Linked DNA regions of Homo sapiens: region 1 is linked to region 2. A link is a loop called in an ENCODE intact Hi-C map of the cell type or tissue named here. Cell type or tissue: ascending aorta. All regions are shown on one strand.

Region 1 (5,000 bases), 73 kb before region 2:
TCTCTGTCATCCATCTGCTCCACCCCGTCCAGGAGCATCCCCGGACCACCGTTCGCTGCGCAGGACAGACGCCAGCCACCTTCTCTGTGTTCCCTTGGGAGGTAGCAGCGCTCTTGGGGCCCATAACGGGAGGAGCTGCCTAAAACATGAAGAGATCAAGAAGTCGTTTTGCCCCAGCACGCTTTTAGTACAAAGTGCTCCCTCAACATCCGCTGAGCAATGGGAGCCTCCTGGACATGAGTGCCAAGAGCTTGCGGGGGACCAGAGGGAGTGACACGGAGGGGCACCAGCAGTCACAGTCCACTGCCACCACGCGGGGGGGGGGTGCCCAGCGCTTTCCTCTGGTACTGGGGGAGACCTCCTTCCAAATCAGCTCTGGGGGTTTGCCTGCCCCCAGGGCATTTGGGCTGTTTCGGTGCCCATGAGTACTAAAGATCCCCGGCCCTGTGACACCAGCGGGATTCTCTGTGTTTTCTGCACAAAGGTTGCAGCTGTCGCTTCGCTCCACGGACCAGAGAGCGATGCATAGGGGCCTCCTCAGACCAATCAGGAGCTGCTCGTCACCTGGAGGGCCCCTGGGCGGTCCTCCTGCCTCACCACTGCCCTTCAAGGAGTCCTCCCTGGCGACTCATCTGTGTTCCCCAAGCTGCCTTGCACTGGGGCAGACAGAGCCACTCCCTCCCAAAAAGGCAGGCAGGAAAACCACAGCTCATAAATGGCCCCACAATGTCACTGAGGAAAGGGGAAACACTGCCTTCTCTCCTTAACAGTAAAATCAATCGATGCCCAGTAAGCTAAGGAGAAAACACACCCACAAGCGCGGGCAGCTGTTTTCCTGGAGGGTCTTCACCTTCCCACTGCTATGTGCTTTGCCTTCCAGGGGCCCAGCCCCACCCCAGCTCCGAGCTGGGCAAAGGCCCTGCCCTCACAGCTGGGGTCTGGGTGGACAAGGGATGTGACCTATGCCATATACACAGAACACGGCTTCTGACTGTTTTCTCTATTGAGGAAAAGGAGCAAGAGAACTGGGCCCCACATGGCAGGAGCCACCCAGGAGGGCTGGGAGGAGGCTCATCTTGAAGAAACGACAAGAGGAACCAGGCCAGGGCCAGGTGGGGGCAACCACCGTGTGAACCACTCTCTAAGGTGGGCAAAGCCATAGAGTCATGTGAGAGCCGCTGGGACAACCCTGCCTGAGATGAGGACAGTGACCCAAGAGGCCAGGTCAGAGTGACTCCAGCCCACTCTCTCCAGCCCTGCCAACCGGCAAAAGAGTGTGCGACTGTGATGAGAACGTGGAAAGGCAGGGAAGAGCACGTTTGGCAGCGGGAGAGGTGGACGGCAGGCAGGAGAGCCTGGGCAGCCCAGGTTGGGGCCACAGGGCTGGGAGTGAGGGGACATCACCAATCACCAGTGGGACGCCAACAGATTCCTCTAGCCACAGAGGGGGTGGACGCATTGCAGCAGAGCCCTTGGCTGGGGACACCCGCAGGGCGGCCCTTCCTTGACTCAGGAACGAGGCCAGAGGGTCCTAGGAGGGCAAGGGGAGGGTGACCCAGGACTTCCAGGGATGTGGGACTTTCAGGGCCAAAACGAGGGAAGTCCCAGGAAAGCTGGGACCAGTTGGTCCCCCTATCTAGAGGGAAAAGTCTCCGGAACTTTCGCTGTACTCCACTGAGCTTGCAGGGCCCACACCCTCCAAAACCCACACACCTACATCCCCACACCATGCAACCATGCAACACGGGGCAGGAGGCCTCCCAGGAAGAGACCCACAGGGCTGCTGGGGCTAAGACCGGCAGAGGACAGAGGCCACCCTTGAGCACAGCCCTGGGGACCTGAGACTGCAGGCAGCAGGGAGGCAGTGAGGATGCCCGGGCTCCCAGGGCTGGGGGGACTGCGGGCGCCTGGCTCCAGGGACAAGCCCTGGCCCAGCGTGTGTGTATGTGTACGTATGTGCACGTGTGTGCACATGAATGCGAGAGTGTGCGTGACTGTGACTGAGCTTAAGTGTATGTGTACGTGTGTGTGCATGACTGTGTGGAAGTATGTGTGACTGAGCGTGTGTATGAGTGTGTGTACGTGTGTGTGCATGGCTGTAAGTGTATATGTGTGTGCACGCACCTGTGTGTGTGAAAGTGTGTATGTGTGTGTGTGCGCGCGCGTGTACGTGTGTCTGAGTGTGCACGTGTGAGTGTGTGGTGAAGTGAGCAGGGAGAGGCCTGTGAGGACAGAGAACCAGGGGCCCTGGTATAAACTCTCATTGTCTAGTCATGGAGGAGTCATCTTCAGAGTCCCCGTGATGGCAGCAACACGAGGGCAGCACGCCCGCCCAGGCTGAATCGGCCCCTGCCGTCTAGGAAAGGGAGAACGGCTGCCGGCGCCGCGGGGCTGTTTCTGCGCACGCGCACTATGCTGGCCCCGCTTCCTGGTCGCCACACCGCCCTCTGGTTCGCACACAGCACCGGAGAAACCGGAGAAACCGGAGAAACCGGGAACGGCACATGGGGCACCTCCGTGCTATTTTTGCAACTTACTGTGAGTCTACAATCATTGCAAAATAAAATGTTTTAAAAAAGGTATTAGATGTATTTTTTCATAATAAAAACCTGGCCATGTTCTAGGTGACAAAAGCTCCAGCAAATTCCAAAAGAAACAGAAGAGCGGGGACGTCGTGTCCTACCTCAGGCTGTGGAGGTGCAGCCACTTGTGGCCAGGAGCCGGCCAGGGGCGGGAAGGGGGCAAACCGAAGGGACTCTGGAGGTGCGGGGTCCCTTCAGTTTCTCTTTACTCCTTTGTGTGAGACTGAAATATTTCAACACAATTTCCAAAAAAATCCATCTCAAATCCAATAGATTATGGAGAAAAATAATTGAACGTATAAAAGATCCAGAAATGTAAAATAAGGGGGCTTATGTGAGGAATTCCAGCAACTATTTTCCTGTGAAATTGATGTTCTCCAAGAAACAGAAGAAAACTCTATTCTAAAGGAAACTTGGGAGAAAATTGCTTCTGTGAAAAAGGAACCGGGCCAGGTGCAGTGGCTCAAGCCTGTAATCTCAGCACTTTGGGAGACTGAGGCAGGAGGATGGCTTGAGCCCAGGAAGGAGTTTGAGGCTGCAGTGAGCCATGACTGTGCCCACCCAATACCCACACCCCACTGCACTACAGCCTGAGTGACAGAGAGAGACCCTGTCTCTAAAAGTAGAAGAGAACAATTTGAGACTTTAAAATATTGTTTTATACCAAGATATGCACAAATATATAAATAAAAAATATTGTTTTTAGAAGTAAAACATTAATTACTCATTGGTTTTTCAGCTCAACAGAAGCCATGAACAGCATATTGGATATAACAGATAGCTAAACTAATGACTCTAGAAATTCTCTGAGCACCCAGAAGAAAAGATAAAGAGGCGAAAATAATAAATAACAAGACAAGAAAAAGGCAAGAACGCAAAATATCTGTTGGGTATTCCTGGAGATTCCAGAAGGCAAGCGTGAGCAGAGAAGTAATGATGGAAGAAATAAGAGATGAAAAGTGATCAAATATAGAAATTATATAAGCCATGTTGTGATAATAATGCAATAAAACTAAAATTCAATAGTACAAGGAAAAACAGGGAAAAATAAAACCTATTTCAAACTAAAAGAGCCTCCAAAAAAAATCATGAGTAGGAGAGGAAAAGAACACAGCCATTGTGGGTTTTTATAAAACAACAGTCATGGCATAGGAATGTTCTGAGAAGAAAACTGGTATTTTTTTTGTCTTGTTTTTGAGACAGGGTCTCACTCGGTCACCCAGGTTGGAGTGCAACGGTGCCATCACTGCTCACTGCAGCTTCCACTGCTTGGGCTTAAGCGATCCTCCCGTCCCATCCTCCTGAGCAGCTGGAACTACAGGCACACGCCGCCATGCTCAGCTAAGTTTTAAATTATTTGTGAAGATGGGGGTCTCACTATATTGCTCAGGCTGTTCTGGAATTCCTGGGCTCAAGTGATCCTCCTGCCTCAGCCTCCCAAAGAGCTGAGATTACAGACGTGAGCCACTGTTCCCTGGGGAAAACTGATAACTGGAATGTGTTTTACAAAATTCAACAGAAATGAAAATAAATGTTGTAATTAAGAAGCAGGATAGTAAAGAACAAACTAAACTAGAGGGAAGGAGAAGAAAGGGTAAGCTGAGAAATTCATGACTCAGAGCGAGTGGTATCAATGACACTGAGAGCGGGTTCTCTGCAACAGACAAGCCTCTGGCAAGGTTAATCAAGGAAGAGAGAGCGCAAACCCCAACCTCCACACACCTTCATGAGAAGAGGAAGAGCTGCAAGGAGAGGCCAGGCCGGCAGGGAGGGCTGTGGGCAACTCAGCAGGAGGGGCTTCTGGGAGGCTGAGCATGGACGAGGGAGCCCCGGGGAAAGGGCAGGGCAGGCTCTCATTTCCCAGGAACACCCGTCAGCCCCACCTTTGGGGACAGGGAGCAGCCTCATAAAAGGGAAACATGTTGCGTCCCTCTCCACACGAGCTCTTGGTGAGAAAAACCCGGCTGCTAGGCCCTGTGGGTGACAGCCGTGATATTCTTTCTGTGCTGGTGCAGACAGGCTCCCAGGACAGGGGTGGAGGGGACAGCAGGCCAGGGCACCCCCACCTAGGCCTGCTTGTGGCCTGTCCCCAGGCCATTCACCGGCCCCCACTCCCCAGCGTGGCTGTGCTGTGTGTGGAGAGAAGGCCACCATCAACCTAGGTGCTTACCTCAGAATGTGCCAGGAGCTTGAGAAGTCTTGAGGCTCTGATGGCCGGGATGAGACTTCGAGAGAAATACAGGACCGGCGGAAGAGGAGGCCGGGACAGAAGGTGGATGTGCACCGGCCTCCCACTCCTCGCTCACCCAGGGGTTCCCACCTTAGGAGTCACTAGTCATGCATCCTGGGATCCAATCTGCGCCTCCAGAATCCCGGGGCCCTCGGTCTGGGCAGGCCAGGACACAGCCACCTTGGAGC
Region 2 (5,000 bases):
GTATGGTGGCCTAAAGTGGAACAGAAGAACAGCTTCTTGGGATTTGTTCTGATGCACAAGCATGAGCCCTGTATATCTGTCACCCCCACACATAGGTGCGGGGCTTACAGACCATGGAGGCAAGTTGAATACCCTGCATCCTGCCGCTGCCTGAGGGGTGGGGGGTACAGAAAATGCCTCCAACGAAAGGGTGGGGACAGGCAGAGAAAAGTAATATTCTCAATTCTAATCTCCATTTACCATTTTAAAGTATAGCTTTGACTTTGGTAAAAGCAAACAAGAAGATATACAGCCCCCATTTAAACTCCTGGTGAGCTAAAATGGGCAGTAAGTTGAAGGCAAGGCTTTGGAATGGTCTACGCATTAGAAACGGAAAATGGCAATGCATGGATGTGTATTTATATATTGATTGCTACAGGATGACATAAACACTGACTCAGAGAGGGGGCACGCGTAGCTTTGTAACCACACAAAATCAGGCCTGGCTCTCTGTGGCTATCTTCTGAGGTCCCTCCAAAGGCTGCGTGCCAAATGCAATCAAATACTTTCTACTTAAAAAAAGAAAATAACTTGCGCTTTATGAGTTGCAACAATGGACAATTCATTTAAACTTGAATTAGAACTTCAATTTCAACAGCCAAACCAGTTTTCACAGACAGGTTTACAAAAATATTCCCTAAAGCCTGTGTAGGTTCGGCAGAGGGCTAGACTGCTGGAGTTCAGAAGATTTTAAGTAATTGTAATGTGGAGACAGAAAGAAAGATAATGATTGATTTTCATTTTATTTCCTCAAGGGAAATTTATTATTATTTGGAAAAAACAATAAGACTGGAGGGGTCCCACATTCCCCAGATAGCAGCTTCAGAGGAAAAGTAACAAAAGACACATTTAAAAACACACGCACACACATGCACACACGCACACACACCTTAGCTTTTGCTTCCCTTTGACAAAAATCGGAATCTTCTACTTTGCTTCTGAAGATATCATTAAGATACACATCTTTCAAAGTATGTTGCTTTAAAACATATTTACATGTGCTTTTAAAACATATTCACCTTTGCCTTATAAATTTTTAATTATGTTATTTTTATCCAGGTCAAGTATTTACTTCAAAATTAATTTTTAAGTCGGGATTAAAAATGAGTAAGTAATTGTAGCTAAAGCCTTTTATCAACTCAAACTTTCTAAAATATTATATTTGCTTTTTAAACCACATTTTGGTTTGGACAGATAGATATGCCTGGAAAAATAAAATATAACATAAGAATGTCAAGTATATAAATCTCACACATATACATTTAGACAAACACACAATACACGTATGTATACATACGAAGTTTGTATTTTAGGAAGATTCTTGTGGTAGGGTGAAAAAAAGGTGGGGAGTGTGTTCCTTTTGAATGTTTTAGATTTTAAATCGTTCCTAAGCGTATTTCCTGCTTAAAAGTCACTGCTTCAATTGGTACCACGCAGACACTTCCCTGTGCAACCAGATCTGGTTTGCTGCTGCAATGACTATTCACAGGCATTTCAAATCACCTCCCACGACTGATGTGCTCACCGCTCACATTCCTTCCTCATGTATCATAAAACATGGTTTGTCACTTAGTTCTCTGACCTCGATGCTACAGAATATATTTAACACAAAAAGAACGGCCAAGCACAGTGACATTCTACTGCTCTGTGTGACCCCAGGGAACAATGCAGCTATGTGCGCAGTCACGTGGTCACGGGTAGACACACAGCGTACCTGCCCGGGGCGTGCTCCTGGGTGGCGTACCTGCTTTGTGCTGAGTTCGCAGCAGCCTGCATCACTGCTGCGGCTGCCTCCTGTGCCTTACGGTTCACAGTTGGCATTGGCGGCCCCATTCCTGGCCCTCCCTGCTGAGACATGCCAGGAGAACTGGGGGTCATGCTGCTCATATTTCCAGGAAATGGTCTGTTCTGCATCCCAGCTGATGGCATTCGTCCCAGGGGCACAGCACCACATGGCTGGCTTGGCCCTTGTCCATGCATCTGGTTGTTGGCACTGATACCCATACCGGGCCCTGGGCCGCTGTAGCTTGCACTGGGCACCCCACTATACGCTGGGGGTCTGGAGTAGTTACCTAAACAAAAAGCAAACACAAAGTAAAGCCTTTTATTTAAACTTGTGACAACATTCACTGGAAATACTTTTTGTCCAACAATGCGATCAGCACGGAGTATTAGTCATGACCGTTATAGGCCCTTCCTGTTGCTGCTGGTGCAGCTGCCAGTCTCAAACATGCTCTCTCTGCACACTCCCAGGCCCTCAGAGAGTGACTCAAATACAGACAGCCCCAGAGGACCACTGCACTGATGAAGAGAAATTCAGGCTGGTCATAAAAAGAAACAAACAAAAAAACAAAAAACAAACCCTATGAATAGGCAAGGGACACCGAGTGCTGCCTCAATCCATTCAACACCACATATTCTTATATTTTAACCAAAATGGTGAGCACCACTCTTGAGATCACACCACTAGATCACTGCTACCTTCAACAGTCATGTGAAAGGGCTCAAAAAGACAACGTGTAAGACGACATGCACATATGGTCAAAATCATCCTTTAAAACCCCACAGGAAGGTGTCACGCGGGAACCTGACATGAGCCCCAGTTTTCCTCTAAGTTGGGAATAATATTTTTCTTTCTTTCTTTCTTTTTTTGCTTGAGTACCAGATCGAGCAGCTGGTTTGTGCTGGCTGCCACATCTCGGAAAACTGTCCCAGCACAAGCACGGCACACGGCAGCAGGAGAGCTGGCGGGCAGGGTCAAAGGCGAGGGTGAGGGCGGGCGGGCAGGGTCGGAGGCGGAGGTGAGGGACGGAGGGCAGGGTCGGAGAAGGGGGTGAGGGCTGGCGGGCAGGGCCGGAGGCGGGGGTGGGGGACGGCGGGCAGGGCCGGAGGCGGAGGTGAGGGACGGAGGGCAGGGCCGGAGGCGGAGGTGAGGGACGGAGGGCAGGGTCGGAGGCGGAGGTGAGGGACGGAGGGCAGGGTCGGAGGCGGGGGTGAGGGACGGAGGGCAGGGTCGGAGGCGGGGGTGAGGGCTGGCGGGCAGGGTCGGAGGCTGGGGTGGGGGACGGAGGGCAGGGTCGGAGGCGGGGGTGGGGGACGGCGGGCAGGGCCGGAGGCGGAGGTGAGGGACGGAGGGCAGGGTCGGAGGCGGAGGTGAGGGACGGAGGTCAGGGCCGGAGGCGGGGGTGAGGGACGGAGGTCAGGGTCGGAGGCGGAGGTGAGGGACGGAGGTCAGGGCCGGAGGCGGGGGTGAGGGACGGAGGTCAGGGTCGGAGGCGGAGGTGAGGGACGGATGGCAGGGTCGGAGGCGGGGGTGAGGGCTGGCGGGCAGGGCCGGAGGCGGGGGTGAGGGACGGAGGTCAGGGTCGGAGGCGGAGGTGAGGGACGGAGGGCAGGGTCGGAGGCGGGGGTGAGGGCTGGCGGGCAGGGTCGGAGGCTGGGGTGGGGGACGGACGGCAGGGTCGGAGGTGAGGGACGGAGGGCAGGGCCGGAGGCGGGGGTGAGGGATGGCAGTTGTTTTCCCTTTCCTTTCACACCTTTTGATTGTGTGTAGATAGATTCAAGTAAATCAAAGGTACACATGATACTACTTCAATCATAACAGCTGCTGAACCACAGTGTGTGCTGGGCACTTGGTTAAGTGCTTTGCACCAATGAATTCATTCATTTCTTCCAATAACCACATGAAATATAGATACCCCAGGACTCCATTTACAAATGAGAAAAATCAAGAGCTAGAAGATTAGTACTGAAGCTCAAGCAAACTGGCTCGGGGACCCATGTATTTGACCAATAAAATGTGCTGCCTCCTGATAACTGAATGTTGAAATTACATAAATGCGAAAGACAAGTGTGTGTGGAATATGGATTAGTGTTTCCCAATCAGTCCTTACTATTTTTTGGAAGCCTTTCTCCATCCATGTAACATAACTATACACTTACTACATTCCAGAAGCTGTTCTAGGCACAGGTGACGTAAAGCTAAATACAATCCAGTTCTTGCACTCGAGAAGCTCACATCTACATGGGTATGTGTGTGTGTGTGCATGCACGTGCACGTATGGGTATGCATGTGTGTGTGTGTGCAGTAAAGCAGCAAGGGTGAAAACAAGAAAAAGGATAAAAGCAAAACAAAGCATGCAATGTGAAAAGTGCAAGAGAGAAGGGAGAGTGAGTCTGATGGGGGCTGAGGGCTTGAGGGTCCCCTTGGTGGGGGTTGGTGGAGAGTCCTCTGAATGAGCACTTCTGGAGCTGAACCCTCAGGAGCTGGCTTCAGGGGCTGGGAGAGCCTGCAGCTGGGTGAGCCTCTGCACTGCCTGCCTGTAGGACCTTAGGGGAGTTGCTTGCATCTTTTCTTGTTTCATTCTCTTCTCTGTAAAACAGATAATCCTAACACTGTCCACATGAAGAGGTGTTCTCAGGATTAAACCATATAATGGATGTAAAGTATCAAAATTGTTGGTGCCACTTGATGGGGGTTTCATTGTTGGCTGGGGACTGTGGCAGAAGAGGGGAAAGGGCACTTATGGCTGAGAGGCTGGGGACACCGGCTTAATGGCAAGGGCAGACTGACTTGGGACAGCCACTGGGGCGCTGTGTGTGGCTGACGGGGGGATAGAGGGGAGAGGCTGGGTCTGGCAGGGCCTTGTGTACCAGGCTTCTAAGTTTGAGATTTATCCTGTCCATAAGGAGGAGCTTCTCAAGGATTTCCAGCAGAGGTAGGATTGGATTAATAACTGCAATAAAAGCAAACACTTAACATTTACTATGTGCTAAGCTCAGTTCCAAGTTCTTTGTGTTAACTCACTTAATCCCCAGATCAAGCCTAGGAGGTACACATTATTATAATCCTCATGCTGAAGACGAGGAGCCTAAGGCACGGGGCTGTGAATAACAACAAATGTCCCATGGTCACGTGGCTCACAACTGGAGGACTAAGGTCTGAGCCCAGGCATCCTGGA

What was found. Hi-C counts contacts between places; a loop is a spot of excess contacts. Peaks named below come from ENCODE experiments on the same cell type or tissue, not always from the same donor. Only the 100,000 strongest peaks of a DNase experiment are listed, where the experiment ranks them.
Region 1: it touches region 2 in a loop (2.8-fold over the local background); 1 of 110 quality-filtered maps calls a loop at or near these places.

The regions. Positions count from the first base shown.
Region 1 is chr6:157,218,805-157,223,804 of GRCh38, reverse strand. LOC124901445 (a long non-coding RNA gene) reads left to right here and starts at 2,458. Exons shown (of 2, transcript XR_007059830.1): 1 at 2,458-2,538; 2 at 3,322-3,652. In ascending aorta, CTCF peaks have their summits at 2,238 and 2,447; DNase peaks (open chromatin) are centred at 1,214, 2,394, 4,344, 4,884 and 1 weaker place; H3K4me3 peaks cover 1,518 bases; H3K27ac peaks cover 4,796 bases.
Region 2 is chr6:157,145,735-157,150,734 of GRCh38, reverse strand. It overlaps ARID1B (AT-rich interaction domain 1B), which reads right to left. Exons shown (of 20, transcript NM_001374828.1): 8 at 1,784-2,111. Among named protein-coding and RNA genes, the nearest start is that of TMEM242, 180 kb to the left of the region's middle. RefSeq lists enhancers at 1-429, 4,158-5,000. In ascending aorta, no CTCF peak of the experiment used is centred here; DNase peaks (open chromatin) are centred at 1,584, 1,894, 2,254 and 4,953; H3K4me3 peaks cover 1,018 bases; H3K27ac peaks cover 4,147 bases.